Regions from separate parts of the Homo sapiens genome. Here region 2 is linked to region 1. A link is an interaction called in ENCODE POLR2A ChIA-PET data of the cell type or tissue named here. Cell type or tissue: IMR-90. All regions are shown on one strand. Each heading gives the region's core, and the rest is flanking DNA. Links, peaks and the distances in the headings are about the cores only.

Region 1 (16,215 bases), core at 3,573-11,572:
AACAAACAAACAAACAAACAAAAAACCCAAGAAAAAGACCCAGAGAAAAAGTTGAATTTTACCAGCTATTAAAGCACTTTTGAGAGTAAAAATTTAGGAAACATGATTTTGGTATAAAAACAAGAAAGTAAAATCAGTAAAACAAAAGAAATCTTAGAAAAGACTCTTTTTTTTTGAGATGAAGTCTCGCTCTTGTCCTCCAGGCTGGAGTGCAATGGCGCAATCTCGGCTCACTGCAACCTCTGCCTCCTGGGTTCCAGCGATTCTCCTGCTTCAGCCTCCTGAGTAGCTGGGATTACAGGCACCTGTCACCACGCCCGGCTAATTTTTGTATTTTTAGTAGAGACGGGGTTTCACCATGTTGGCCAGGCTGGTCTCAAACTCCTGACCTCAGGTGATCCGCCCGCCTCGGCCTCCCAAAGCGCTGGGATTACAGGCGTGAGCCACCGCGCCTGGCCTAAAAAGACTCAATTTTAAGAACTGAATATTTGATAAAGTAATTGTCACAAAATATAGGGGAAGGCTATCAAAAGGTAGTACTATGATAACTGAATAAACATATGAAGGGAAAGAAATCACTTTAGATCCATGCTCTGTATTTGGACAGGCTACCAAAGACCTACCAGGACTGTTCATTTCTGCAAGTTTTTAAGACTTTTATTCTCTCTCTGGGTCCATGTTGGCTTGTGCCCATTTCTTTTTTATCAAAGGATTCACATATTGACCTTATTACCCTGGTAGAACCCCCTTCCATAAGCTCCAATGAGCCACACCAGCCCTTCTGCTGAACTGAAACTGCCCTATCAAGCAAATATTATCCCACATTCAGAGGGTCAGCTGAAACCAGTTGAAAGTTGAGAATTATTTTTGTCAGTTTTTCAATGGGAGATTGGCTTATGGAGTAAAAGTAGACTTAAAGAATGATGCCACTGGCTGCGCATGCTGGCTCACACCTGTAATCCCACCACTTTAGGAGGCTGATGTGGGAGGATCACTTGAGCTCAGGAGTTCAAGACCAGCTTGGGCAACATGGTGAGACCCCATCTCTACGAAACATATTTTAAAAAGTTGCCAAGCTTGGTGGTGCATGCCTGTGGTCCCAGCTACTCGGGAGGATCACTTGAGCCCAAGCAGTCAAGGCTGCAGTGAGCCATGATCACGCCACTGCAGCGCTCCAGCCTGGGTGATAGAGCAAGATCCTGTCTCAAAAAGAAAAGAAAAGAAAAAAAAAAGTCACCTGCTCAGGTTCACAAAATAAATTACAAATTTAAATTTAAATTTATAATAATCTTGTCTGGGCATATAATAATGACTCATATAATAATGAGTCCGGTGGCTCATGCCTGTAATCCCAGCACTTCAGGAGGCTGAGGCGGGTGGATCACCTGAGGTCAGGAGTTCAAGACCAGCTTGGCCAACATGGTGAAACCCCGTCTCTACTAAAAATATAAAAATTAGCTGGGGGTAGTAGCACTCACCTGTAATCCCAGCTACTCGGGAGGCTGAGGCAGGAGAATTGCTTGAACCTGGGAGGCGGACATTGCAGTGAGCCGAGATTGCGCCACTGCACTCCAGCCTGGGTGACAGAGCAAGATTCCATCTCAAAAAATAAAAAAATTAAAAATAAATAAATAAAATAATCTCATCTCTGATGATACAGCATGGCATCTGCTGGCATTTGTGAAGCAGTATCACAGCAATAAACCATTATTAAAGCATACTACGTGGAGGACACCGATTAAGTCCCATGGGAGATAGAAAAATTAACAGCACTGTCGTGTCCTCTTTCGAGGTGACAGGGAGACAAGATAAAGGTGAAAAGTTAGATCACACTTAGATATAATAAAAGATAAGCTAAAAGTTAGGACCAGATGACTGCTAAACAGATGACACAGACAACTGGCATGGATGTCCACAGGAGGGACGGCAAAGTCAGCTCCAACAAGGATGGTCATCAGAGAAGAGGCACGCTTTCAGATGGGGCTTGGAAAATAGATGGGATTTGCTGAGGCCAGTGTGGAGGAGTGAAGGCACAGAGGAAGGGAAGCAAAAGAGAAGAAAGTGATGAAAGTGAGGAGGGGCTTGAACTGAGGTCCCACATGGGAATTTTCTGCTGAGAGAGTGCCCACTTTTAAGGCACCCCACGCAGATGTGCTACCAGAACAAGCAGTCAACAGTGTGTGCGTGCCAGCAAGCACTCAGAACACAGCATAATTTCCAATCAAAGACAACAGTTTTTGACCACAGGAAGTGCTCAAAATCATACTATGCCCTGAGTCACATAAGGTTTCCAGATAGAACCCCCACAGAAAAGTAAAGGAATCCTGGACGCTGAGAATCTCCCATCAGGGTAGCACACCATGCAAACAATTCCTTGGAGTTCACCACTCACCACCCTCCCAAAGCAGGCCCAGGAAGAATGAAACAGAAATCTGCTTTATTTTTATTCTGAGCAAATAATTTTACTAAAAAAGATAAAATTTTCTGAAATAGGCTAGCCTGAAAAGGAGTAGGAAGCAGCAGCAAAACGGGAAGGATGAGGATGCAGTGAGAAAAAGGACTAAGAATGAGAGGTTGAGGCCGGGCGCAGTGGCTCATGCCTGCGATCCCAGCACTTTGGCCAAGTGCGGGCGGATCACCTGAGGTCAGGAGTTCGAGACCAGCCTGGCCAACATGGTAAAACCTCATCTCTACTAAAAATACAAAAATTAGCTGGGTGTGGTGGTGCATGCCTGTAATCCCATCTACGTGGGAGGCTGAGGCAGGAGGCAGGAGAATCACTGGAACCTGGGAGGTGGAGGTTGCAATGAGCCAAGATCGCACCACTGCACTCCAGCCTGGGCGACAAAGCGAGACTCCATTTCAAAAACAAAAACAAAAGAATGAGAGGTTGGCCAGAGTAACAGAGAACCGAACTTTTCTCCATCAGAAACTTCCCCACCCTTGTCTACTGCCTGGGTGTGAGGCCTTGTGCTAGAATTTCTGCCCTAAACACAAGAGCATAAGCTATAAAACCAGAAATTCCATTTGACACATGAGCTGGCTCTGAGACTCTCCATTATTCTTCAGGGGCCTCAAGGTGAGAGACATTGTCACACATTCACGGCCTTTCCAAGTGCCAACAACATCACTAGCCAGTCTTGGCAAGGCAGGCCAGGGCTCTGGCTTCTTGCACAGGCTCTCAGAAACCCTGAGCTGCTCATATGGCAAGACAGTGGGGAATCTCTTCAACTCCTGGGTTCTTATCTTTAAAATGGAAGAGTTGGGACTAGAGGCTTTTTTAAAAAACAAACTCTTATTGAAAGATAATACACATTCAGAAGTTTACAGAGAAGTGTACGGTGATGGATTTTCACACAATGACCACACTTGTGTAAACAGCACCCACAGATCAAGACACAAAACATCCCAGCATTCCAGAAGCCTTTTGTGCCCTCTACCAGCCTCTACTCCCTCCCCAAGGATATCCACTATCCCAATCCTTTCCTTCCCTTCCCTTCCTTCCTTCCTTTCTCTCTTTCTCTTTCTCTCTTTTTCTTTCTTTCTCTCTCTCTTTTTTGAGGCAGGATCTCACTCTGTCACACAGGCTGGAGGGCAGTGGCGCAATCTCGGCTCACTGCAACTTCTGCCTCCCCGATTCAAGCAATTCTCCTGCCTCAGCCTCCCGAGTAGTTGGGACTACAGGTGTGCGCCACCACGCCCGGCTAATTTTTGTATTTTTAGTAGAGATGGGGTTTCACCATATTAGCCAGGCTGGTCTTGAACTCCTGACCTCAGGTGATCCACCTGCCTCGGCCTCCTAAAGTTCTGGGATTACAGGCATGAGCCACCGCACCTGGCCACTATCCTGATTTCTAATAGCATGGGTAGGTTTTCTGGTTTTCTACTTTATAGAAATAAAATATACAGTATACATTCTTTTATTTCTGGCTTCTTTTATTCAACGCGTCCATGAGATTCACCCATGTTGTGGAGAGGTGGACTGGATGACTGTAAGGCAGCTGCAATTCTAACATATTACCATTTTACCACTACCCTAATATACAGCTGATGGAGGTGCTATACTGGAGAGCATTTTGGCAATATTGTTTAAAATATAAAATGTACCTATCCTTCCATCTGCCTATTCCATTCTGAGGTATCTATCCTATAGATGTATTTGCATGCACATGTATGTGTGTGTATACATGTGTCTACACATGTATAGATAGCCAATGCAGTATTATCTATATTAACAAAAGACTGAGATGATGTCTTTTAACAGGAGACTGATTAAACAAATTATTATACAGTTGGCTGGGCGCGGCAGCTCATGCCTGTAATCCCAGCACTTTGGGAGGCTGAGGCGGGCGGATCACCTGAGGTCAGGAGTTCGAGACCAGCCTGGCCAACATGGTGAAACCCCATCTCTACTAAAAATACAAAAATTAGCTGGGCGTGGTGGCAGGCGCCGGTAATCCCAGCTACTCAGGAGGCTGGGGCAGGAGAATCGCTTGAACTCGGGAGGTGGAGGTTGCAGTGAGCCGAGATTGCGCCACTGCACTCCAGCCTAGGGGACAGGAGTGAGACTTCGTCTCTGAAAAAAAAAAAAAAAAGCCAAAGAAATACTCTCCAGTCAAGTTTTTCAAAGGCTGATTTATGCCCATCATTATAGGAAAATGTATGCAATACATTTTTAGGTGGGAAAAAGCAAAGCATAGAACAGCACATTCAGCATGGCTCCATCTGTATAAAAAGCAGCCCAGCACATTATATCTATTATGTGTAGACACATATACAGAAAGCTCTGGAAGGTACAATTTAAACTCTTAATAGCAGGTAACTTTGAGAATGAGAAAATGACTTTACTTTTTACTTCTAACGATTCTACAATTTTTTTTAACAAAATACGTGTTCATTGCTAAATTACTTTTCACACAATACAGAAATACGTGGAATAAACAGTAAAAGCCCTATTTTTTTCTCCAATCTGTTCTCTAATAAGAAACTCTCTTCTCTGCATGTAGACCAAAGAATGAAAACCTATGAAATTCTTCATATACAAAAGACCTGAGGAAGCCACAGGAATCTAGGGGTCTATCACCTACCGTCTCATACATAAGCTTCCTGCCTGAATGACTATATTGGTCTACATTGGCTCCTGTGGCACCCACTGCCTAGTCATGGAGGAGACATGTATTCCTTTTGTTTCTTAGCAGAGTGATACGTATACCCAAGAAGATGGGTACCTAATGACAGATCTGACTGAAATGCTAATAAAATTACAGGCAGACAGAAACAGCCAGGGCTAATGGAGAGAAGGCGGAAAAGGGCATAAGCACACATTCCTCAACAAGATCGGGTTACTTTTTTCTTTCTTTCTTTTTTTTTTTTTTTTTGTGAGACAGGTCTTGCTCTGTTGCCCAGGCTGGAGTACAGTGGTGCAATCATAGCTCACTCTAACCTTGAATTCCTGGGATCAAGCAATCCTCCCACCTTAGCCTCCTGAGTAGCTGGGACTATAGACATGTGCCACAATGCATGGCTAACTAAAAAAAAAAAAAAAATTTTTTTTGTAGAGGCAAGGTCTTGCTATGTTGCCCAGGCTGGTCTCGAACTCCTAGGCTCAAGCGATCCTCTAGCCCCTCTGCCTCCCAGCATGCTGGGATTACAGGCTGGAGCCACCACACTCGCACCTGGCTTCGAGTTACCTTTAAATGGCACAAAAGGAGCAGTTTCTAAAACAATGGTAGTGAGGAAGTCATCATCAGTAGACAAAATATAAAGACCATTTAAAAAAGGAGGTTTTTGGGTGGGTGCAGTGGCTCACGCCTGTAATCCCAGCACTTTGGGAGGCTGAGGCGGGTGGATCACCCGAGGTCAGGAGTTTGAGACCAGCCTGGCCAACATGGTGAAACCCTGTCTTTACTAAAAATACAAAAATCAGCTGGGCGTAGTAGCGGGTGCCTGTAATCCCAGCTACTTGGGAGGCTGAAGGAGGAGAATTGCTTGAACCCAGGAGGCCAAGGTTGCAAGTGAGCAGAGATCCTGTCATTGCACTCCAGCCTGGGTGACAAGAGTGAAACTCTTGTCTCAAAAAAATAAAAATAAAAATAATAAAATAAAATAAAAATAAATAAAAAAAGGAGATTTTTGGCTAGGTGTGGTGGCTCACACCTGTAATCCCAGCACTTTGGGAGGCCGAATCACTTGAGCACAGGAGTTTGAGACCAGCCTGGCAACATGGCAAAACCCCATCCTACAAAAAATACAAAAAAGTAGCCAGGTGTGGTGGTGCATGCCTGTAGCCCCTACCTGGGAGAATCACCCGAGCCCAGGAAGTCAAGGTTGCAGTGAGCTGTGAGATTGTGCCACTGCACTCTAGTCTGGGCAGTGAAGTAAAACCTTGTCTCAAATAAATAAATAAATTTTTTTTTAAAAAAGGAGATTTTCCAGAATGCTAAATTTATTTTACTTAACTGTACTTCGTTTAAAAACAGCAGAATAAAGATTTTACCCTTTTTCCTCTGGAGAATCACACAAAAGCAACCAGGAGAATGAGAAACAGAAATATCACCTATTTGACAAAACTGGAGACATCTGTGACCTCAATCCCCAATATATGAGTAAAAACGGCCAAATGCTGTAAAGGTCAAATGAGGGCGTGGGAAAGTGATGAAAGAGAATGCCTGTTGTTACAGATGTCAGAGAAGGCATGCAATTGCAGTTCTCAAAAGCAAATGCTTCACTACCAGGGTGCAAAACCATTGTTTCAAACAGTGGGAACTGGTTCAGGGACTCCTGACTGAGCCTTCCTCAGATCCCATCTGGTGTGCAGGATCATACATACAGGTCCAATGTGCAGGAAGCGGTCAATCAACGAGGTAGAGCAACAGAGAGCAACTGCCTGGAGCAGCTCTCCGATGGCCAGTTCCAGATGTCTGAGGAAAAAGCCTCGCAGTGTCATCCACACATAAAATATTTAAGGAAAACTCCTGCTAAGCTAGGCCCTCCTCCCATAGTAGTTTTCTACAAATTTGTTAGACTAGGAAGGAATCTTCAAAGAGAAATAATTTAAAAAGGATCTGGCACACACTAAACCATACACTTTTTTTTTTTTTTTTTGAGACGGAGTCTTGCTCTGTCGCCCAGGCTGGAGTGCAGTGGTGCGATCTCGGCTCACTGCCAAGCTCCGCCTCCTGGGTTGACGCCATTCTCCTGCCTCAGCCTCCGGAGTAGCTGGGACTACAGGCGCCCGCCACCATGCCCGGCTAATTGTTTTGTATTTTTAGTAGAGACGGGGTTTCACCGTGTAAGCCAGGATGGTCTCGATCTCCTGACCTCGTGATCCGCCCGCCTCGGCCTCCCAAAGTGCTGGGATTACAGGCTTGGGCCACCGTGCCTGGCCTTAAACCATGCACTTAAAAATGATTAAGATGGTGGCCAGGCATGATGGCTTGGGCCTGTAGTCCCAGCTACTCAAGAGGCTGAGGCAGGAGGATCGCTTAAACCCAGGTGTTTCAGGCTGCAGTGAGCTATGATCGCACCACTGCACTCCAGCTCCCTCCTCAGTGTTCTCACAGTATTTTGAACATAAGAAATCTCCCTCCTTCTATACCTATTCCCCCATTCTCATTTCCTAACTCCTAATAGCAGAGACCATGCCCTATGCATTATCTTCTGGCCTGCTGGAGAGGCTCATTAAACATCCTCATTGCACGAATGCGAGAAGCACAGATCCTGAACTAACAGTCAGGTGTGTTCTGATGCCAGCACCAATCACCTTGCCACTGTACCAAAATAGTTACTGTGCCCAATCTCACAAATTTATTCATCCTATTTAGAGGAATAAATCATCTAAGCCACACATTTAACAGTTTAGTTATTTATTTATTTTTGAGATAGGGTTTAACTCTATTGCCGGTCTGGAATGCAGTAGCGTGATCGCAGCTCACTGAAGCCTTGAGCTCCCAGGCTCAAGTGATCTTCCTACCTTAGCCTCCCAAGTAGCTGGGACTGCAGGCACATACTACCATGCCTGGCAAATTTTTTATTTTTTGTACAGGCAGGGTTTCCCTATATTGCTCAGGCTGGTCTCAAACTCCTGGGCTCTAGTGATCCTCCTGCCTCGGCCTCCAGAAGCACTGGGATGGTCACTGTGCCCAGCCCTACTTAACAGTTTAAATCACACTTTTTAAAAATGATGAAGGATGGTACCATTTGAATAGCAGTGTTAGAAAGTCTGCTTTGGCCGGGCGCAGTGGCTCACGCCTGTAATCCCAGCACTTTGGGAGGCCGAGGCGGGTGGATCACGAGGTCAGGAGTTTGAGACCATTCTGGCTAACATGGTGAAACCCCGTCTCTATTAAAAATACAAAAAATTAGTTGGGCGTGGTGGTGTGTGCCTGTAGTCCCAGCTACTCAGGAGGCTGAGACAGGAGAATGGTGTGAACCCGGGAGGCGGAGGTTGCAGTGAGCCGAGAGATGGCACCACTGTGCTCCACCCTGGGCGACAGAGCGAGACTCCGTCTCAAAAAAAAAAAAAAAAAAAAAGTCTGCTTTAAGAACAGCTAATGATAATTTGTAATTAGTAAGATGAGAGCTATACATATGCCTCAAATGTTTAGAAACCACTGGTTAAACGTAGGAAGATATATGCATACATAAAATACTGCTTATCATCATCATGCCTGTTTAACAGATGAGGAAACTGAGGCTTAGACAGGGTAAGTCACTTGCCCCAGATCACACAGCTACTGGGTAGCAGAGCTAGGCCTGGCATCCAAAGAGACTGACTCCATGTGGCTGCTCTTAATCACACTGATGTATTACAGTCTGAGCAGCCCTCAACCAAAATAGTTGGGACCAGAAGTGTTTCAGAATTTGGAATATTTGCATATAAGTAATGAGGTATCTTGAGGATGCGGTTGGGTGTGGTTGCTCACGCCTGTAATCCCAGCACTTTGGGAGGCCGAGGCAGGAGAATTGCTTGAACATGGGAGGCGGAGGTTGCAATGAGCTGAGACCGTGCCATTGCACTCCAGCCTGGGTGACAGAGTGAGACTCCCTCTCCAAAAAAAAAAAAAAAAAGATATCTTGGGGATGGGACCCAAACCTAAACACAAAATTTATTATGTTTCACATATACCTTATACACACAGCATAGAAGGTAATTTCATAAATTTTTTTTTTGAGACAGGGTCTTGCTCTATCACCCAGGTTGCAGTGCAATGGTGCAATCTCAGCTTACTGTGGCCTCTGCCTCCCAGGCTCAAGTGATTCTCTCACCTTAGCCTCCCAAGTAGCTGGGACTACAGGTGCACGCCACCACACGTGGCTAATTTTTGTATTTTTAGTAGAGATGGCGTTTCTCCATCTTGCCCATGCTGGTCTCAAACTCCTGGGCTCAAGTGATCTGCCCGCACTGGTCTCTCTAAGTGTTGAGATTACAGGCATGAGCCACTGTGCCCTGGCCTCGTGCATGAAACAAAGTTTTGACTGTGACCACATGGGGTCAGGTGGGGAATCATGTTGGTGCTGAAAAATGTTCAGATTTGGGGCATTTTGGATTTCAGATTAGGGATGCGTGACCTGCATTTACCCTGTCTTGTTATATGATGGTCATACATGGGTGTAGTATGCAGGCTCATTTTTACTTAAAAAATACTTTCAAGAGGAAAAATTTGACAATCATACAGCAATTACCATTTTTTAAAAAGGAAATCATTTTTTTCTTAAATGGTTTAAAGGGTTGCTCTGTAATCTAGCTTGTGTTATTTAAATGCTGAGTAAGTCCTTCCCTTCAAAGATCACTCTGATGATAAAGCATAAAGCTTCCTGCCACAAATACAGGAAGTATGAAATACTGCACTCCAGCCCGGGTGATGGAAAGAAACCCTGTCACAAAACAAAACAAAAAACATCGTATGAAATTACCTTCATGCTATGTGAATAAGGTATATATGAAACATAAATGAATTTTGTGAGGCTAAAATTAGGAAGGTACTGTTGGTCTGACATAGCTGCTGCCAAGAAGGCTGCTGAAAGGCTGGCTGTGTGGGGGCAATGGCGACTCCTCTCAGGCTCTGTCTGTCACGGAGAGGGTGACATGAAATAATGCTTATCAATGTTAGCTATCCTCATCATTATTGTTATTCAAACAGCTACTACCACATCCTTGCCATCTGATTATGTTCATCTCTGCCCATTTAAAAGTTTTCCAAACTAGACGAACTTATCATTAATACCTATACTTAATATAATGCCCCACTATCCCTCCCCCGCTAGGAGTTGTATCACATGGACGGGGGCGGCTTAGAATCAAGGACTGTTACATTGAGTTCTGCTCAGGCTGGGTCTTTTGCCTTCTTCTTCTTCTTCACCTCGTGTTAGTGATATTGAAACGACAATAATAAATACACAACCTACTTTTTCAAGTCAGACCCTGCCAGAACTATGCCTAAGACTATCCAAGGCTCAGAAGAATTTTGAATTTACCCAGATTCAGGGTCCTTCACTGGCTTCATGGGTTACGGAGAAGTAAGTGCTCTCCACAGATAGCCCAGCCCCAGGAAGTGAAACACCTCATTATTGATTAAGCCCAAACGGCTCCTGACAGCCGTAACAGAAGAAAAGGTTTTCTGTTGTGGCTTTTAAAACAAAAAACAGATCACAGAACAGAAACACTGATTGTAGTTTCAGTTATCAGGAGCTTTGGACTATGTACTAGAAAGGTCTTGTTTCAACCAAATTGCAGCTTACATGAAAAGATAAATTGTGTGAGTTTGTTTGTTTTTTAAAAACTGTTGGGAGGCTACGAATTTAAATAGCCAAAGGATGCCAGCCAAGAGTGAAAGAACGCAAACTGGGGTGAAATCACAAGGCCTTGCACCATCTTTGTTTGAAAAAGTGGGATTCAGTTGTCTGATACCCAGTCAGCTTACATTTCAAACAGTAAACCACCTGGGAGCCGGGCACTACACAAAGGCGTGAGCTCATCTCTTCAGACCACGGCTCTCAAGTGGCATTTGTCCACGTCTTCGTCCACCTGTCTCAGCCCTTCTGACTTTCAGTTGCCTCAATTCCCATTTCTGCTGACCCAATTGCTGTGTTCTGGTCATGTGGACACAAAGATCCCTGATGGAGGACTCTGGAGAGCCAGGTCCCATGGGGACACATGAATCAGGAAAGAAGGGGCCCCTGCCTTAAGGCTCTCAGGTGTTCTGATGCCTGAGTTGGTCACCTTGCCATCTGTCTTAGCTGCTTGGGTTGCCATAACAAAATACCACAGACTGGGTGGCTTCAACAATAGCTCTCTTTTTCTCATGGTTCTGAGGGCTGGGAAGTCCAAGATCGAGGGGCCAGCCTATTTGGTTTCTGGCAGGGCCCTCCTGCTGGCTTACATACAGACAGCTGCCTTCTCGTGTCCTCACATGGCAGAGGGAGGAGAGCAAGCTCCCTCCTGTCTCTTCTTCTAAGGAGTGACAGACAGAAACAGTATCCCTAACACAAGGGGACAGCTACTATAATCGAGGCATGTCTAGAGTGTGAAGGCTTCGGAAAGGATGGGAATGTGTTAGATGGGAGAGGAAACAACATATTAGGCAGCAGGAACAGTGTTTAACAACGACGCAGAGGCACGACACCGTGTGAAGGTGCTAAGGAGTCCAGTGTGAAGGAAGATGGGCTTGGAAAGACAGGGTTGGACGGGAAGTGACCCGTCTGCTTACTGTGCTGAATTCTTCCAGCTGGGCTCCAACCTGGGCTGCCCCCACACTGGAGTGTGCTACTCTACCCTTTCAAGTATGAAGGAGGGGTTTGGTTGAACCCATGCCGGCAATATGGGGGACTGGGTATACATCCAGAGAAAGGAATAGCAGAATGGAGAAAGATTTGCAGAAAGGCAGCTAGAACAAGAACACACAAGTCCTCAAGGGCGAGGACTGTTCTCTACAGAGCAGCCAGTTATTTTATTAAGCAAAGGCCAAGTCCTGTCCCTCCACTCCAAACCCCTCAATGGCTTCTTACCTCACTCAGAGTAAAAACCAAGCTCTTTCCCAGGAATGTCCTGGCCTCTGGACGTTTGCACTTGCTGTTCTCTCTGTCTGAAAGGTTCTTCCCCAGGAAATGGCATGGTTCTCTCCCCCATTTCCTTCAGGACCTTCTCAAAAGCCACTCTTCCCCAGCCCTCCTTATCTAAAATGTTAATGTTCACCCCGGACATTTCATACCCCACCTTTCCTGCTTCATTTTTTTCCTTCCCAAACACTAATCACTAAGGTTCTTTACATTTTACTTCTTATTATCTGTCTCCCCCCGGGTTATAATGTATGCCACACGAGGGTGAGGATTTTGTCTGTCTGGTCCAATGCTGTATCACCAGCATCTTAAACAGTGCATGGCACATAGTATAAGATGCTCAATATATACTTGCTGAATATGCGAAAAAAGGAGTGTCTTCACAGTCCTCCAGCTCTCTGGAGCCAGGCAGAGAAATAAATGCACAAAGGACCACTTAAAGAGTGATGTAGGGCCAGGCATGGTGGCTCATGCCTGTAATCCCAGCACTCTGGGATCACTCAAGGTGGGCAGATCACTCAAGGCCATGAGTTCAAGACCAGCCTGGGCAACACGGCGAATCCCCATCTCTACAAAAAATACAAAAACTGCTGGGCGTGGTGGCACACACCTGTGGTCCCAGCTACTCTGGAGGCTGAATTAGGAGGATCACCTGAGACCCAGGAGGTCGAGGCTGCACGCTGCGAGCTGAGATCGCACCACTGCACTCCAACCTGGGCAACAGAGGGAGACCCTGTCTCAAACAAAACAAAACACAACACAACAAAACAAAAACAATCCTCATAGTCCTAATAAGGTGGGCATTATTATTAGCTGCATTTTGCAGAGGAAGAACAGAGGCTCAGCAATGTGAAAGAGTTTAGCCAAGTGGCAGAGCTGGGATTTTTGTTTGTTTCGTTTTAGATAGTTTTCTTGTTAAGCACGTGGAAATACTTTGCACATTTGAGAATTACTGACTTCTTAAATGCTCTTTTGGAGAAACAGCGAATCATTCATGTAATATAAACACAATTACAGATTATTTTGCAGGAACTTTTTTAGTTATGGGGCTTACTTTTCATAAGATAAATAATAGTTCCTGCTTTCAAATCATTTTGACAATTTATTTGGAGGATCATAAATTTAAATTGAACAGCACAATTAATGTAATAAATGACACACTCATTCAGAACTTTGAGTATTCATAGTTTTAATATTCTATTCTAAAAATAATGTATTTTAAAAATGGATACATAATTATACCTATTTACAGGATACATGTGATATTTTGATACAAGGATACAATGTGTAATGATCAAATCAGGATGATTAGGATATCCATCACCTCAAATATATATCGTTTCTTTGTGTTGGCAACATTTCACATCTTGCAGTTATTTTGAAATATACAATAAATTACTGTTAACTATAGTCATCCTACTGGGCTATCAAACACTAGAACTTATTCCTTCTAACTGCATTTTTATATCCATTTAAGCATCCTCTCTTAATCCCCCATCCCCCTTCAGTTGGGATTTTAAACCAATTGTACCAATTCCAAAGTCCATGCTCTGACCCGCCCTGCTATGACATGAGGAATGCAGAAGGGAGAACAAGTCACGTGGGCTACTCTCCCTGGGGAGACACCCATACTGGGTCTTGAAGACCAGGAGCCTCTGCATGGGGGACTTGGCAAATGAAGGGGATGGCCAGCACAGGGGCCTGCCTAGAGTGGAAGATGCATCTTAGATCATTTCAATAATAACACCAACAACAGTAGCAAATTGACTACTTACAACCTGCCAGGTACTGTTATGAGGTCTCTAACATACTGAATCATCTCATGACTCAAAGTACCATCATTATCCCCATTTTATGGTCAAGGAAACTAACAATGGAGAAGTTAAATATTTGCTTGTAAGCAGCAGAGCTGGGATTTGATTCCAGACAGTTTGGCTCCAAGTTTGTCCTGTACATACTATACACTAGCAAGAAAAAAAAAGGCCATCAAAACACACATGGCACAACCATGCACATGCGCAGTCCCCAAGGGCATGCCTCAAAAGTACTCAGTTGGTTTCTCTGGGCACGTCCCACAGTTCCTTTCGGTACAGCTGCATTCTGTACTTTCCCCATCCCCGCCCCCTGTCCTGGATGTATTTGTTATGAGGCTGTCTCCCAAAGGCCTGTGATCTAATGGCAAGCATTTTCCCCTGAAGACGCTAGCATCAATTAGTGGTGAAATTTAAATCTGCCACGCAGAAAGCACTCTACTCATTTACCCAGGCAAATGAGCTGCATAGGGGGAAGGTCACAGCCTAAGTATTCTGGCAAAGGCCGTTTGATAGAGGGCTTCCATTTGCAGCTGAGGAGCTGAGGGTAACCTCTGACCTGCAAATGATGGAGACAAACTGGTCCACAGCTGCCGGGCTCCACATTCGCCCTGTAAAGGGACTGGGGTAAGAGCCTCATTTCTTGACTTGCTCTCTTTCCTCTCCTCACAAACTGCCCACAAGGCTGAACCTTTCATTTTGGAGTCTTGGTGAAGACTTGTCTCACTGCTAGGTGTTCTTGTTGACACCTACTTCTCTGTGCCACAAATGGCCAGCATTTCATCAGAGAGCACTGTCCTATGATGGCCCGGCAGGTAAAAACCATGGGGTCATCAAGATGTGTGCAAACCACAGACTCAATGCAAAACCACAGAGAGAGCCACAGCGAGGTAATGGAGGGCCAGCCAGGCCTCAGTAGATGGCAACGATCCAGCTGGGGCAAGAATGTGGTGATAGCTTTGGGGAACCCACACTCACCCTGCCAGAATCACTCCTTCAGCCCCGAAGATACAAAAACACACCACCACAAGCTCAGTAACACAGAGAGATCCCCTGACTGCCTCTGCCATCAGCCTCAGAGATTATTACCCCTTCAGGGACTGATACGTGCTTGGAGACATCATTTAAATCATTGTGTCCAACATGCTAAACTGAATTATTCAAAACTGCCTCCCTTCTAGGTATACACACCAATGTAAGTGCACACATATGTACACCAAAATTCATGTACAGGAATGTTCACAGCAGCACTATTCATAACTGCCCCAAACTGGAAAGTACCCAAATGTCCAGGAAGAGTGGAAGAAAGAAAGAAATTGTGGAATATTCACATGATGAAAGTCTACATAGCAATGAGAACGAACCATTTACAATCATACACAACCATGGATGAATTTACGGATTTAATCATGTAGCTGAATCTCATAATGTTAAGTGAAAGAAGCCAGGTACAAAAATGTGCATTTGGTATGATTCCATTTTTAAAATACAAAAGCAGGCAAAAGTATTCCATACCATTGGATGCCAGGATACTGGTTATCCTTTGTTGAGGGATGAAATGACGAGGGGCCTTTGGGGGTGGCCGTCTTCTGTTTTCCTGACCTATGCAACCAGTGCCCAGATGGGTGTGCTTTTCTTAGTGTGTGTTATATTTCAAGGAGAAGTTTTAAAAACTGCCTACAGACACTGCCCAGTCTCATCCATTACTGTTTTGGGGAAACGTCCCATTGGGATTTCCACACCACAGCAGGTCAGTGACAGGAGCTACCAAAATAATGGCTAACATTGACCGAATGATCACTATGTGCCAGGCACTACTCCAAGAACATTACAAACAGGATTTAATTGTCAAAAACTCCCTTTGAAAGAGTTGTTATTTTAATTCCCAATTTGAAGGAACAGAAAAATGAGGCTTAGAAAGTTTAGGTGTCTTGCCTATGGTTGGCCAGCTACTCCTGCCTGGCAAAGGTGGGGTGTCAGCTGTGACTCCAAGTTTCATGGGTTTCACATCTGACTAGGCTAGTGGAAAACGAGTTCACGGTACAAATGGAGAAGTCACATGAGACCCCTTTTTTGTTGAGTTCAGGCCACTTGTTTTATAAATGTATCATATTCTGGGTTTGTCTGATTGCTTCTCCCTGATAAAATTCAGGTGAAATATTTTTGGCCAGGAGGCACAACACAATGTCGGGTTCATCCAGTAGAGATGCTGAGTGTAACTACTTTGGTAAGGTGGTAATACCCAGATCTTTAAATTATAAAGGTGTGGTCCCCCTTTGTAACTAGTAGTTAATGCGCTAGATGATATTTTGAAATTATATAAACAGCAAGTTTCTTCAAAACTGTT
Region 2 (16,215 bases), core at 5,223-13,222, 250 kb before region 1:
GTGTCTGTAGTCCCAGCTACTCAGGAGGCTGAGGCAGGAGGATCACTTGAGCCCAGGAATTGGAGGCTGCAGTGAGCGATGATCAAGCCACTGCACTCAAGCTTGGGTGACAGGGTGAGACCCTGTCTCAAAAACAAAATAAAAAGTGAAGTCCCCATGAGGTGTTGTAGGGGCGCTTGATATTTAATGGATGAGTGAATGACCCGTAACATATTCAGAGGCACCACTGTGACAAGTGCTTGGGATAGAGTCATGAGACAGACCTCGTTTCTGCCGTCACAGAGACAGAAAGGGACATCTGGCCTTGCACTGTGATCAGCCGTAGGCTGCCTCTCCAGCTGGAGGAGCACCTGGAGCTAAGATCACAGTGAGTCTCCGCACACTGCCCTGAGGCCTAACCAGGCTGGTCATAAGCGGCTGTGTTGAGTAAATGTAGAAAGGGTTGCTCCTACTGCCATCTTCTGCAAACAGGGCCATGGCCACACACTGCCCTTGAGCCCTTTCCCTGTGCTGATACCTGACTGGCAGAGACCTCAATGAGAAGCAGGGAGGTAGGCAGATCACCTGAGGTCAGGAGATCGAGACGAGCCTGACCAACATGGCGAAACCCCGTCTCTACTAAAAATACAAAAATTAGCTGAGCGTGGTAGCGAGTGTCTGTAATCCCAGCTACTGAAGAGGCTGAAGCAGGAGAATTGCTTGAACCTAGGAGATAAAGGTTACAGCGAGCCAAGATCCTGCCATTGCATTCTAGCCTAGGTGACAGAGCAAGACCCTGTCTGGAAGGAAGGAAGGAAGGGCATAATCCCAACACTTTGGGAGGCCAAGGTGGGCGAATCACCTGAGATCAGGAGTTCGAGACCAGCTTGGCCAACATGGTGAAACCCTGTCTCTACTAAAAATACAAAAATTAGCCAGGTGTGGCGATGCAAGCCTGTAGTCCCAACTACTCGAGAGGCTGAGACAGGAGAATCCCTTGAACCCGGGAGGCAGAGGTTGCAAGTGAGCCGAGATTGCACCACTGTACGCCAGCCTGGGCGACAGAGGGAGACTGTCTCCAGAAAAAAAAAAAAAAGGAAAGAAAGAGAAAGAAGCAAGGTATAGGCCAGGTGTGGTGGCTCACACCTGTAATCCCAGCACTTTGGGAGGCCGAGGCGGGTGGATCATGAGGTCAGGAGATCGAGACCATCATGGCTAACAAGGTGAAACCCCGTCTCTACTAAAAATACAAAAAATTAGCCGGGCGCGGTGGCGGGCGCCTGTAGTCCCAGCTACTCGGGAGGCTGAGGCAGGAGAATGGCGTGAACCTGGGAAGCGGAGCTTGCAGTGAGCCGAGATTGCGCCACTGCAGTCCGCAGTCCGGCCTGGGCGACAGAGCGAGACTCCGTCTCAAAAAAAAAAAAAAAGAACAGCCTAGAAACATAGCAAGACTCCATCTCCACACACACAAAAATAATTTTTTTAATTCGCTGGGCATGGTGGCACATGCCTATAGTACCCACTACTCAGGAGGATGAGGCAGGGGGATCATAGCTTGAGCCCAGGAGTTGGAAGCTACAGTGAACTATGATCATGCCACTGCACTCCAGGGCAACAGAGGGGGACTCTGAAGCAGGGTATATAATTATATAATATTTACAGACACAGGGTCAGTCCCAGCTCCACCCTTTCCCAACTGTCCTTGCTGCTAAAGGGACACTAGGGGAAATGGCCCATCTGGATGGCCAGGGTGTGGTAACTGGCAACAATCACTTTGGAGAAGCATTTGATAAAACCGTGTGTTGGGATACGAATGTGTCCCCCAAAGTTCTTGGGTTGGAAATTTAACCTGCAGTGCTACAGATTTTAGAAGTGAGACATTTAAGAGATAATTACGTCACCAGGGCTCTGCTCTCAGAAATGCACTAATGCCATGACCATGGAAGTGAGTGAGTTTTCACGGGAATGGATTCCTTATAAAGAATGAGTTCACCCCTCTGTCTCAGATGAGATGCCTTCCGCTATGTTACAAGGAAGCCGGAAGGCCCTCACCAAATACCAGCCCCACCATCTGGGACTTTTCAACCTTCAGATTTGTGAGCCCATAGATTTCTCTTTTTTTTTTTTTTTTTTTTTTTGAGAGGGAGTCTCGCTCTGTCTCCCACAGAATCTCACTCTGTCTCGCAAGCTGGAGTGCAGTGGCACAATCTCAGTTCACTGCATCCTCTGCATCCTGGGTTCAAGCGATTCTCCTGCCTCAGCTTCTCTAGTAGCTGGGATTACAAGCATGCCCCAACATGCCGGGCTAATTTTTTGTAGAAATGGGGTTTCACCATGTTGGCCAGGCTGGTCTTGAACTACTGATCTCAAGTGATCCACCTGCCTTGGCCTCTCAAAAGGCTGGGATTACAGGTGTGAGCCAGCGCGCCCAGACAGATTTCTGTTCATTACACGTTTCCTAGTCTGTGCAATTCCGTTACAGCAAGACAAAACAGACTAAGACATGGTGTCAAGATGAGAATGCACATACCTTGTGGCAGCAATAGCTTTTGTGGGCGTCCCCCTTAGAGGAACACGGGTGCATACAAGTATCCAAGTACTGGCAATGCACAAAACCATCTAAGTATCCAACAGCAGTTGGTAGGGTAAATAGTCCCATGTGGTGGCCAGGCCAGGTGGCTCACACCTGTAATCCCAAAATTTTGGGAGCCCGAGGTCAGGAGTTTGAGACCAGCCTGGCCAACATAGTGAAACCCCATCTCTACTAAAAATACAAAAATTAGCCAGGCGTGGTGGCATGCGCCTGTAGTCCCAGCTACTCAGGAGGCTGAGGCAGGAGAATCGCTTGAACCCGGCAGGTGGAGGTTGTAGTGAGCAGAGATTGTGCTACTGCACTCCAGCCTGGGCTACAGAGTGAGACTCCGTCTCAAAAAAAACAAAAAAACAAAAACAAAAAAAACAATAAAAATACGGCCGGGCAGCCAGGCGCAGTGGCTCATGCCTGTAATCCCAGTACTTTGGGAGGCCAAGGCAGGCGGATCATGAGGTCAGCAGTTCGAGACCAGCCTGACCAACACGGTGAAACCCCAGCTCTACTAAAAATACAAAAATTAACCAGGCATAGTGGCAGGCACCTGTAATCCCAGCTACTTGGGAGGCTTAGGGAGGAGAATCGCTGGAACCCAGGAGGTGGAGGTTGCAGTGAGCCGAGACCGTGCCATAGCACTCCAGCCTGGGTGACAGAGCGAGACTCCATCTCAAAAAAAAAAAAAAAAAAAAGAAGAAAGATCGGCCGGGCGCAGTGGCTCACGCCTATAATACCAGCACTTTGGGAGACCGAGGCACGTGGAACACTTGAGGTCAGGAGTTCAAGACCAGCCTGGCCAACATGGTGAAACCCCATCTCTATTAAAAATACAAAAATTACCCAGGAGTGGTGGCAAGCACCTGTAATCCTAGCTACTCGGGAGGCTGAGGCAGGAGAATCGCTTGAACCCAGGAGGCAGAGTCTGCAGTGAGCCGAGATCATGCCATTGCACTCCAGCCTGGGCAACAAGAGCAAAATTCCGTCTTAAAAATAAATAGGGCCAGGTGTGGTGGCTCCCGCCTGTAATTCCAGCACTTTGGGAGGCCGAGGCAGGCGGATCACGAGGTCAGGAGATTGAGACCGTCCTGGCTAACATGGTGAAACCCCATCTCCATTAAAAATACAAAAAATTACCTGGGGGTGGTGGCGGGCACCTGTAGTCCCAGCTACTTGGGAGGCTGAGGCAAGAGAATGGTGTGAACCCGGGAGGTGGAGCTTACAGTGAGCTGAGATTGTGCCACTGCGCTCCAGCCTGGGCGACAGAGTGAGACGCAAAAAGAATAAAAAATAAATAAATAATAAATAAATACAACAATTGGCCGGTGTGGTAGTGGGCACCTGTAACCCCAGCTACTTGGGAGGGTAAAGCAGGAGAATTGCTTGAACCCGGGAGGTGGAGGTTGCAGTGAGCCAAGACCACGCCACTGCACTCCAGCTTGGGCAACAGAGCAAGACTCTGTCTCAAAAAAAAAACAAAAAACTTTTTTTGTCCGATGTAATCACACAACAGAATAGTATACATCCATTAGCGGGAATGAACTAGAGCTTTACCAACATGAAGAAAAATGACAGATAATGATGAATAAAAACTGCAAGTGGCAAAATAGTGGGTACATGGGTATTTATTAGAACATTTAGCTGAGTGAGGTGGCTCCCGCCTGTAATCCCAGCACTTTGGGAGGCTGAGGTGGGTGGATCACTTAAGGTCAGGAGTTCAAGACCAGCCTGATCAACATGGTGAAACTTTGTCTCTACCAAAAATATAAAAATTCGCTGGCATGGTGGTGGGAGCCTATAACCTCAGCTACTTGCTGGGAGGTGGAGGTTGCAGTGAGCCGAGATCGCGCTACTGCACTCTAGCCTGGGTGACAGAGTGAGACTCTGTCTCAAAAAAAAAAAAAAAAAAAAAAATTAATCAAATACTTCAAGAGAAGGCAGGAAAGGAGAAACAGGGGAACAAAAGTGGGACAAATGGAAAGCAAATGGTAGACCTAAATTCAACCATGTTAATAATTCTAAGACATATTATGAGAAAGGGGAGCCAGTTATGGGAAGGTGTCTCATCCTCTACCAAAGGGATGGCATGCACTGCAGTGAAGGCGAAGCAGGGCGTTGGTCTGGGTGTGAACACTCTCTGCATGGCCTTTGCCCTGCTCACAAGTATTTAAGCATGGAGATGGAGGTTCTTTTTTTTTTTTTTGAGACAGAATTTCGCTCTTTTTGCCCAGGATGGAGTGCAGTGGCACGATCTTGGCTCACCACAACCTCCGCCTCCTGGGTTCAAGTGATTCTCCTGCCTCAACCTCCCAAGTAGCTGGGATTACAGGCATGTGCCACCTTGCCCGGCTAATTTTGTATTTTTAGTAGAGACAGGGCTTCTCCATGTTAGTCAAGATGGGGCTTCTCCATGTTAGTCAGGCTAGTCTCAAACTCCCAACTTCAGGCCTTGGCCTCCCAAAATGCTGGGATTACAGGCGTGAGCCACCACACCCGGCCTCCTTTTTTTTTTTTTTTTTTTTTGAGACTGAGTCTCGCTGTGTCGCCCAGGCTGGAGTGCAGTGACATGATTCTCACTGCAACTTCTGCCTCCTGGGTTCAAGCAGTTCTCCTGCCTCAGCCTCTTGAGCAGCTGGGATTACAGACATGAGCCACTGCACCCGGCCACCTAGATGTTTTTTCTAAACATGATATTCTTCATGTTTATCCCGTTTGGGATTCACTGAGCCTTTAACATCTGTAAATTTCTGGCCGGTAGTGTTGGCTCACACCTGTAATCCCAGCACTTTGGGAAGCTGAGGCGGGTGGATCACTTGAGGTCAGGAGTTTGTGACCAGCCTGGTCAACATGGTGAAACCCTGTCTCTACTAAAAATACAAAAATTAGTTGGGTGTGGTGGTGGGCACCTGTAATCCCAGCTACTCAGGAGGCTGAGGCAGGAGAATTGCTTGAACCCAGGAGGTGGAAGTTGTAGTGAGCCAAGATCACATCATCGCACTCCAGCCTGGGTGACAAGAGTGAAACTCTGTCTCAAAATAAATAAATAAAAAGTAAAAAAATTACAAATTAAAAAATTAGCTGGGCGGCGTGCACCTATAATCCCAGCTACTTGGGAGGCTGAGGTTGGAGAATTGCTTGATCCCGGGAGGCGGAGGTTGCAGTCAGCCGAGATTGTGCCACTGCACTACAGCCTGGGCGATAGAGTGAGACTTCATCTCAAAAAAAAAAAAAAGAAAGAAAAGAAAGAAAAGTACCAGCCAGACGTAGTAGCTTACATCTGTAATCACAGTACTTTAGGAGGCTGAGGTAAGAGGATCACTTGAGGCCAGAGTTTAAGCCTGGGCAACATAGTGAGACCTCATGGCTACTAAAAATATGTATATATATTTTTTGAGATGGAGTTTCGCTCTTGTTGCCTAGGCTGGAGTGCAACTGCTCGATCTCGGCTCACTGCAACCTCCACCTCCTGGGTTCAAGCGATTTTCCTGCCTCGGCCTTCAGAGTAGCTGGGATTACAGGCATGTGGACAACACCTAGCTAATTTTTGTATTTTCAGTAGAGACGGGGTTTCACCATGTTGGTCAGGCTGGTCTGGTGACTCCTGACCTCAGGTGATCCAGCCACCTCGACCTCCCAAAATGTTGGGATTACAGGCATGAGCCACCGCACCCAGCCAATAATTTTAAAAACATTAGCCAGGGGGAACATGGTGAAACTCCGTCTCTACTAAAAATACAAAAAAAAAAAAAGGCCGGGCGTGGTAGCTCACGCCTGTAATCCCAGCACTTTGAGAGGCCGAGGCGGGTGGATCACGAGGTCAGGAGATCGAGACCATCCTGGCTAACATGCTGAAACCCTGTCTCTACTAAAAATACAAAGAATTAGCCGGGCGTGGTGGCGGGCGCCTGTAGTCCCAGCTACTCGGGAGGCTGCGGCAAGAGAATGGCGTGAACCCGGGAGGTGGAGCTTGCAGTGAGCTGAGAGCATGCCACTACACTCCAGCCTAGGCAAATGAGCAACACTCCAACTCAAAAAAAAAAAAGAAAAAGAAAAGAAAAAAAAAATTAGCCGGGGGAAAAAATTAGCCAGGTATGGTGGTGCCTGCCTGTGGTCCCAGCTACTCAAGAGACTGAGGTGGGAGACTCACTTTGAGCCCTCAAAATCAAGATTTCAGTGAGCCATGATTGCACACCACTGCACTCCAGCCTGGGTGGCAGAGTAAGACCCTATCACTAAAAAAACAAAACAGGCTGGGCACGGTGGCTCATGCCTGTAATCCCAGCACTTTGGGAGGCTGAGGTGGGCAGATCATCAGGTTGGGAGTTCGAGACCAGACTGGCCAATATGGTGAAACCCCGTCTCTACTAAAAATAGAAAAATTAGCCAGGCGTGGTGGTGGGCGCCTGTGGTCCCAGCTGCTCAGGAGGCTGAGGCAGAGGAGTTGCTTGAATCCGGGAGGCAGAGGTTGCAGTGAGCCGAGATCACGCCACTGCACTCCAGCCTGTGCAACAGAGCATGACTCTGTCTCAAAAAACAAAACAAAATAAAAAACAAGAACCAACTCCTAAAATGCATTTTTATACTTGCTAACCCTGGAACTTGGCTTTGGGAAGTCTTTCCTAAGTGTGCACAATGTCACACAGCAGCAGACTGATTCAATAGTTAATGGTTCACCTGTTTTGGTTATGGAATTTGATGCATGAAATACTGACAAGGATCTCCAAGACATATTGAGAAAAAAGCACATTGGAGAAAAAGTTATTTATGAATATGTAAAATAGCAGCTAACATTGAGCAATATTGATTCAAAGACTGATTTTTTAATCCCCACATATCTGAGGAATGTGCCACTATTCTACCCATTTTAGGGATGGGGTAACAGAAAGTAGTGTAGCGAGGGTCACATGGCTGAGTGGTAGAGTCTAGGTTTGAACATGGCAGTCTGGAAGGATTCACTCTCAACAGTTAACAGGGGTGACCTCCGGGGAGTGGATATGAAAGTGGATAAAGCTAGGCTGGGCGCTGTGGCTTACACCTATAATCCCAGCATTTTGGGTGCTGAGGCAGGTGGATTACTTCAGGTCAGGAGTTCGAGAGCAGCCAGGCCAACATGGTGAAACCCTGTCTACTAAAAGTACAAAAATTAGCTGGGCATGGTGGCCGGGGCCTGTAATCCCAGCTACTTGGGAGGCTGAGGCAGGAGAATTGCTTGAAACCAGGAGGTGGAGGTTGCAGTGAGCCGAGATCACACCACTGCACTCTAGCCTGGGTGACAGAGCAAGACTCCGTCTATTAAAAAAAAAAAAAAGAAAAAAGAAAAAGAAAAAAAGAAAGTGGATACAGCTAACATGTCCAAAAAGCATCTCATATTTCTCTCCAAAATGCAGTTTAGCTGTGAAGTCAGCTGCTCTTATTATGTGGCCAACATTGTGCTGACAGGCTGTGCCCTGCAGCGGAGAGGAATCTTCTCTTTATGCTTGTATATTGCTTGAATATCGTACAAGCTTAGGAACCAAATCCACCCACCCTTTTGGACCTAGTTGAAGGCCCTCTTTTATGAAGGCCGACATGATGTTTTCCAGTGACTACTGGGTCTCAGGGACTTGTGAAGGGAAGCCCAAAATCTTGTTCTCACTGAGCGAACAAGCCGTGCCACTACATGAATCTCTACTGAGTGCCCCGCACCGCAGCTTTCCCAGTCAGCGCCATTTCCATCTCTCCCTTGCTTGTGAGGTGAGCCTGTTTCCTTATCTCCAGTATGGGTAGGAGAACAGCATCTATCCCCATGGGGTTGCTGTGGGGATTCCAACTCAAAGAACAAGGATTCTGAAAAGTACCAGGCAGGTTGCATGGGTATAATGACCATTGGTTGTTATCATTAAACTTACCACCTGCAACCTAAGCCATCTCTTCCACACCTGTAATGAGCTAATAGAACATACGTCAAGATAACTTTTTTTTTTTTTTTTGAGATGGAGTCTCGCTCTGTTGCCCAGGCTGGACTGCAGTGGCACGATCTCGGCTCACTGCAACCTCCGCCTCCCAGGTGCAAGCGATTCTCCTGCCTCAGCCTCCTGAGTAGCTGGATTACAGCCACGCGCCACCATGCCCAGCTAGTTTTTGTATTTTTTTTTTTTAGTAGAGACGGGGTTTCACTATGTTGGTCAGGCTGGTGTTGAACTCCTGACCTCGCGATCCGCCCGCCTCGGCCTCCCAAAGTGCTGGGATTTTTTTTTCGAGACAGTGTCTCACTCTTTCACCCAGGCTTCAGTGCAGTGGTGAAATCCAGGTCATTTCAGCCTCAAACTCCTGGGCTCAAGTGATCCTCCTGCCCCAGTCTCCCAAGCAGCTGTGACCACAGGCACAAGCCACTATGCTCAGCTATTTCTTTTTTTGTGGAGATGGGGTCTTGCTTTGTTTCCCAAGTTGGTCACGAACTCTTGGGCTGAAGTGCTTCTCCCGCCACAGCCTCCCACCATGCCTGACTGACTGCAGATTTTGAGATGGAGTGTCACACTGTTACCCGGGCTGGAGTGCAGTGGTGCGACCTCAGCTCATTGCGACCTCCGCCTCCCAGGTTCAAGTGATTCTCCTGTCTCAGCCTCCCCCAGTAGCTGAGATTACAGGCACCCGCCACCATGCCCGGCTAATTTTTGTAATTTTAGTAGACAGGGTTTCACCACGTTGGCCTGGCTGCTCTCAAACTCCTGACCTCGTGATTCGTCCGCCTCAGCCTCCCAAAATGTTGGGATTACAGGCGTGAGCCACCACGCCTGGCCTTTTTTTCTTCATTTTTATGATTAATACAAACATCATGTGGCAGTTTATGAAATTTGTAGAAACTAGACATTTCTTGCCTGGGGCTGGCAGCTTTCCCCTCGATTCCTGAGGGGTCCTCTGGGTGACTTAATCTCTGCCGTTAGAGGTACAGGGTGGAAAAGTTTGAAGCTTCCGGGACGATTCTACAATTTTGTTTTTATCAATCCAGACCCACCTGCTCCCCCTTGTGACCAAGGCTGCACATTACAGTCAAGAGTATAATTAGCTCAGAATTTAAAGACCACGTGAAATTCATGCAGCAATGTAACTGCTGACCCTGACGCCACTGACTTGCACTAAAGGTGGCGAGACACGGATCCTTTCCGAAATGCAGCCCCTGTCTCACCTCCGGCGGGAGCAGGTGATGCAGGGTTGAGGAACAGAGGCCCTTCTGTAGTGAAGACCACTTTTCTCCCCGACTAACTGCTGCAGGATCAGAATAGGAAAGAGACTGATTTATTGAAACATCACACAATTTACATAAAGAAGAAACACAAGCAAGAGTGGGGTGAACTGGAACGCACTTTGGCTGCATCAAGGCAAACCTGGTCTTCCAATAAAAGCTCTGACCCGTAGCGGCTGTGGCACTTGGGGCATATGAAGCATCACTTTTGACTTCCCTTTATTATTATAATTCTTGCCACTGAAAATAGCCACTATTTAGCTGAATTATCCATTAGACAACTGGAGCCAGAAGCTTCTACACATTCTAGAATGTGAACAATTTAACTCTTGCTGCATCACCCAGAAAAAATGGTGGCAGGAATGGTGAGGGAGAGGAGGAATCTCTTGAGTTAGAGCCTCAGGTCTGAAAAGGCAACTGGTAGGATCATCCCATTCCCTCTCAGAAGCTTCTGAAGTGGAAGAAAAACAAGCAAATCCTAAAGCAAGTAACTTTATTATCATTCCTTTAAAAAGAACCAAGGAAAATTCACAACATATGTGAAACACAAACAGCTGTGGTTTAGGAGGTAAACAAAGGACCAACATAGCCCTGAAATGCAACAGCCTCTGAGTGACTTGAGCCGCATGTGACTGGGGTTCTGTTAAAAGGGCAGGCTCCTCCCTCCTAGCCCTGAAGCCCCAGGAACCTGCCTTGAAAGACAAGCTCTCTAATACTCAACTTGCAGGGTCTCGCCCTAACATCCAAGACTTGGTAGCATCTCCTTTCTCCCAAAACCCAGCTGGAACTCAACTAATCCTAAACGAAAACTCAAGAACAGCACACCAGATGCCACCTGTTGTTTGTCAGGGTCTCAAACTCCAGAGGAAATGCATTTGCCTGTCATGGTTTTCCTCTCTAAGGGCACCTGTCTGAACTTGGAGCTGTGCTTCCACTGGTGCCTCATGGGGCCTGGGCCTACTCTCCACCTGAATTCACACTTTTCTCTATAAGGTATCAGGTGGGGAATAAGTCCAAGAAGGTGACAAGAGGCTCCCGAGCAACAGAGCTTGCTCATTCCTGGCAGGCATCTCCCACAATGCCCCAGAGGGCTGGCGAGGCCGGGACAGCATAAGGACAGAGAAAGGGCAGAGGGGTGCTTGGAAGTGCTCATCACTCAGGGGAGCTGGCAGGCCCGGGATGACAGGCAGCCTGAACAGTGCTGGAACAAAGACAGCCACCCTGCGCCCCTTGTCGAGCAGCTGCTGGTGATGGGAAGCAGCACGTCGGCACCACCTCCTTCGTTGCAGGAAATGTTTTGTATCGGGCCAATGACTTCAGTTTTCCTTGCCTGGAGATGCCTTCATGAAGGAAGGGGACAGGGAATACAGGTGGGCATGCTGCAGTTGGCATCTCTGGGGCTGCCAAATCTTGAGTTCACTTGGGGCCAAGGCACTCCACAATCCCATTCCCCTTCATGCCATCGAAGAAGAAGAAGTTGTTGTGAGGAGGGTCCCGCTGAGACAGGGCCTGGGGAGAAAAATGAAAAGAGGGTTTAGCTCAAGTGCTTTAAGAGGAATAGAGGGAAAAAAAAATTCTAAAAGCAGTCTAGGGCAGTGGTTCTTAACTGGGGTCGATTTTGCTCCCAAAGGGCTATTTGGCAATGTCTGGAGACAATTTTGATTGTCCTATCTCCTTGCTCTGTCCCTTACAAGCTGTGTGTCCATGGGGAGATTATTTAACCTCTCCAAACATTACCTTATTTTCCTAACATGAGATTAAGAAATGTATTTGCCTGGGTTAAACTATGTATCTCAAAAATGTAAAACAGGCCAGGGCCAGGCACATTCACACCTGTAATCCCAGCACTTTGGGAGGCTGAGGTGGGAGAATCACTTGAGCCCAGGAATTCAAGACCAGTCTGTGCAACATGGTGAGATCCCGTCTATATGAAAACTAAAATAGGTGGGGCGCAGTGGCTCACGCCTGTAATCCCAGCACTCTGGGAGGCTGAAGTGGGCGGATCACCTGAGGTTGGGAGTTGGAGACCAGCCTGGCCAACACGGTGAAACCTGTCTCTACTAAAAATACAGAAATTAGCCGAGTATGGTGGCATGCTACTCGGGAGGCTGAGGCAGGAGAATTGCTTGAACCCAGGAGGCAGAGGTTGCAGTAAACTGAGATTGCGCCACCGCACTCCAGCCTGGGCGACACAGTGAGACTCTGTCTCAAAAAAAAAGAGAAAAAGAAAAATGACATAAATTAGCCAGGTATGGTGATGCATGCCCAAGGTGCCAGCTACTCGGGAGGCTGAGGTGGGAGGATCGCTTGAGCCTGGGACATTGAGGCTGCAGTGAGCTGTAATAGTGCCACTATACTCCAGCCTGGGGAACAGAGTGAGACCCTGTCTCAAAACAAAAAACAAACAAACAAAAAAACACCTTAAAACTAAAACAATGACTAACACTGTGTTGCACCACCATTGGGCAAACAGCAGAAATAATTATTCATGACTATTCAACTGAGAAAGGTGGCAGTTCTTAGGCTGTGGCCTTTATCACCTAAGGGGACACATTTAATCAAGGAACACACTGATGCAGAAGCGGGGGCTATTCCATGAGGACATAGAGTCGCTAGGCTTCCACAGGGGGTCAGGGCTGGGATCCAGAGGGCCTGGACAATGCTATTTAGCAATGGCAATGGTGATTATCTTGTGGGGTTACCAGACAGAGCACTTTAAAATACAAGAACAGGGCTGGGCTTAATGTCTCACATCTGTAATCCCAGCACTTAGGGAGGCCGAGGCGGGAGAATCACTTGAGCCCAGGAGTTCGAGACCAGCCTGGGCAACATGGCAAAACCCCATATCTACAAAAAATAAAAAAAATTAGTTGGATGTGGTGGCGTGTGCTTATAGTCTCAGTGCCTCAGGAAGCTGAGGTGGGAGGATCACTTAAGTCCAGGGAAATCAAGTCTGCAGTGAGCTGTGATGGCACCACTGTACTCCAGCCTGGGCAACAGAGAGCGAGAGAGAGGGGTGGGAAGGAGAGTGAGCACGTGGCCCTGTCTTTTGAGGCAGGGTCAGCCCCCGAAACAACATACTGAGTCTTGTATGCACATACATCTTTCTGAGAAAGGGTTCACAATTGTCACAAATTTTCAAACAGGTCCTTAACCCAGAAAGGATTGAAATTTCACCACAAGCTACCATTTAAAGAGGAAGACATCACCTAGGCAAGCTGCCAGGGCAGGGTTTAACGGTTCCCAGGAGCACCGTCCCATCATTCATGAGGAAGGTGGGGCTACACATCCTGAACTGCTCCTCTTCAAACTCAGCACCAAACCCTTTTCCTCATCCATAAAACAGGGACAATCACATCTACCATATACAAATAGTGTTAGTCAGCCATTTTTCCAGGGAAATTTTATTTATTTGTAAATGTTTTTAATTTTTTGAGATAGGATCTTGTTCTGCTACCCAGGTGGGAGGCACATTCTCGGCTTACTGCAACCTCCGTCTCCCCAGCTCCAGATATCCTCCCATACCCTCTTGAGTAGCTGGGACTTTTGTAGAGATGAGGTCTCCTCATGTTGCCCAAGCTAGTCTTGAACTTCTAGGTTCAAGCAATCCTCCCAAAGTGCTGGAATTACAGGCATGAGCTACTGCACCCAGTCAAGGGAACATTTATTAAGCATCTACTCTATGCCAGGTATTCAGCTAGACATTAAGGATTCTGAGGTCTCTGTCCACATGGAGCTTGGATCAGAAAGAAGTTTGCTTCTCTGGGCAAATAGGCAAATAAAAAGCACCTGCCTGCTAGAGTTTTGGTGAGAATGAAATGTGACTAGGCTTGTAAAGTGCCGAGCACGTAGTAAATTCTTAGTAAGTAGGAGCTGCTATTAATAATAATAGGGCCAGGAGTCCTTTACCAATACTGGGGATGCCACCAACCTAGCCAGGTGGAAGGGTCCAACAGTACACAGGTGGAACTCTTAGACCCTCAAACCCAAGATACAGGAGATGGTATGTGTTTTACCATGAACCTGGGATGGCTGCTGCTTTCACTATCACCTCTCTTACCATAGACAGGGAGACCTGCCGTGGACGGTGGGGATGGAGAGAAAGGAAAACTGCTTTAAACCCAAGGAAGTAGACATGGATATAAAATAGGGTATCTAGAAGGACGTAAGAAAGGAAAGACGCAAAAGATGATTCCAAAGGAGCAGACTTGCGCTTGACCCATCTCCTAGTGTAAGCTTTCCATAGGCGCTCAGACAGTGCCTCAGGAGAGAAAGGTGAGTCTGAGGCCCTTGGACTGCAGGCCCCGCCTGCCAGCTGGCTGAAGGCTGACCAGTAATAAGTATGAAGGAGTACTGGGGATGAGAGCAGGGCATGGGGTGACATGGGGCAAAAGGTAAAGTGCTTCCCAAGCAAGATGGGGTAGGAGGAGATTCCAAACACACCCAGCAACGAAGAATGCAGAGTACTCTGGCTATCTGGGATAAACAGAAACAAGATGCTGGGCACCAGCTGTCTCCAGCAGGCAGGAAGGAGGGGGCTGTGTGAGGATGGGGATGTGAGAAACTACCACCAACAATGGGGTCAAGGCTACCTGCCCCAACCTCCAGTCTCCATCCCACATGAAAAATTTAGGGGGAGCCCCTCAATGGGATGTGCAGAAGTAAGGCTGACAATGCAAGGGCAGCGGCCCTGGGGTCCATGCAGTCTCTACATGATGGTGCCATTGAAGGCAACACCTGATGCATGACTGCCCCGTGGTGAAGAGGACAGGCTCAGAAACCAGACTGCCTGGGCCCACATCCTGGCACCACACTCACTAGCCTGGGCAAGCATCTTCTTTCCTGCACCTTAGTCTCTCTTTTATAAACCAGGGATCACAGGAGTTCCTACCTCATAGGGCCGGTGGGAGATGAAATGAGTATCCACGTAAAAAACACTGTCTTTGTGTGGCAGACAGTGGGCTTTCAGTAAGTCTTGTCTATTATTGGTGGTGTCGTCATTTTAGGCTACAAAAATATGTACATTCCCATTCCCCACTTAGAACATTCCCATTGCTGCACTCTTTCCTGCAGTTTGTCTACAGGGAGCCTCAGAATCCTGCTCGAACAGTCCTCTGGGTGGCCATTACCCTCTTCTCAGATTGGGCATATAAACTGTAATTTTCACATCACTCTGGGCTATGTATAAAATGTGAGCAAGGAAAGAGGTATGGCCATTGCACACTTTTCTTCCCCCTCCAAATATCTCCTCGGTGCCCATTACATAGAAGAAAGTTAGATTTGATCAAAGGAAGAATTTAGACCAGAGAGAAGGATCAGAAAAAATAGACAAAAAAAAAAAAAAAAAGTAGCCTTAGGAAAACGGTGTGACTAACAAATTGAGCCAAACGCCTCCAGAATGTACAGACCCCAAGACAAAGTGTTAAGGGCTGGCCTCCAAACTGTCCTCCCAAGCTCAAACTTGACATGTACATGGACATGGCCAATCATTTAACCAGGCACGACTCTGCTCCATAAGAAAGAAGGAAAAAGCCTCACCGGAGTCCACGAAGGCAGCCAAGAACCTGCAAAAGGCAAATTTAACATCTTCGGGCAAATAGCAAAGTCTGCAAAGAATGTACAATATATTTGGGGGTATGGTATAGTTTTAGCAACCCAAATGTTCCAGAAGACCCTCAAAAGGCTGTGCTAGTTACTGGTTATGTGACCCTGTATAAGATGCTTCCCTTCTGAGAGACACACTAACACCTACCTAACAGGGTCACGGGTCATCCTGTACAGAGCCTTGAGGGGCTCCTGGTGTGTTCATGGGGACACAGAAACTGATTTCTCTACAAATACCTACAGTGTGTGGTTAAAAAGACGGGGGCTTGGCCGGGTGCGGTGGCTCACACCTATAATCCCAGCACTTTGGGAGGCTGAGGTGGGAGGATCACAAGGTCAGGAGTTCGAGACCAGCCTGGCCAATATGGTGAACTACTAAAAATACAAAAATTAGCCTGGTGTGGTGGTGGGAACCTGTACTCTCAGCTGCTCGGGAGGCTGAGGCAGGAGAATCGCTTGAACCCAGGAGGCGGAGGTTGCAGTGAGTCAAGATCATGCCACTGCACTCCAGTCTGAGAGACAAAGTGAGATTCTGTCTCAAAAAAAAAAAAAAAGGGGGGGGGTGCGGCTGGGTACAGTGGCTCATGCCTGTAATCCCAGCACTTTGAGAGGCTGAGGTGGGCAGATCACGATGTCAGGAGATCCAGACCATCCTGGCTAACACAGTGAAACCCTGTCTCTACTAAAAATACAAAAAAATTAGCTGGGCGTGGTGGCAGGCGCCTGTAGTCCCAGCTACTTGGAAGGCTAAGGTAGGAGAATGGCGTGAACCCGGGAGGTGGAGCTTGCAGTGATCTGAGATCGTGCTACTGCACTCCAGCCTGGG

The links. Peaks named below come from ENCODE experiments on the same cell type or tissue, not always from the same donor. Only the 100,000 strongest peaks of a DNase experiment are listed, where the experiment ranks them.
Region 2: POLR2A ChIA-PET joins it to region 1 with 17 read pairs; 2 of 35 experiments call an interaction of 5 or more read pairs at or near these places.

What each region holds. Positions count from the first base shown.
Region 1 is chr19:46,949,274-46,965,488 of GRCh38, reverse strand. The region is part of intron 3 of ARHGAP35 (Rho GTPase activating protein 35); the gene reads right to left. Among named protein-coding and RNA genes, the nearest start is that of NPAS1, 62 kb to the left of the region's middle. RefSeq lists an enhancer at 1,378-2,577. In IMR-90, for the core only: no CTCF peak of the experiment used is centred there; no DNase peak of the experiment used is centred there; H3K27ac peaks cover 73 bases.
Region 2 is chr19:47,204,238-47,220,452 of GRCh38, reverse strand. SAE1 (SUMO1 activating enzyme subunit 1) reads right to left here. Exons shown (of 9, transcript NM_005500.3): 9 at 9,817-11,294. The coding sequence ends at 11,202. Among named protein-coding and RNA genes, the nearest start is that of MIR3190, 15 kb to the left of the region's middle. RefSeq lists a silencer at 234-434 and enhancers at 9,427-9,721, 10,713-11,462. In IMR-90, for the core only: a CTCF peak has its summit at 9,575 (motif pointing left); DNase peaks (open chromatin) are centred at 9,572 and 10,342; H3K27ac peaks cover 1,944 bases.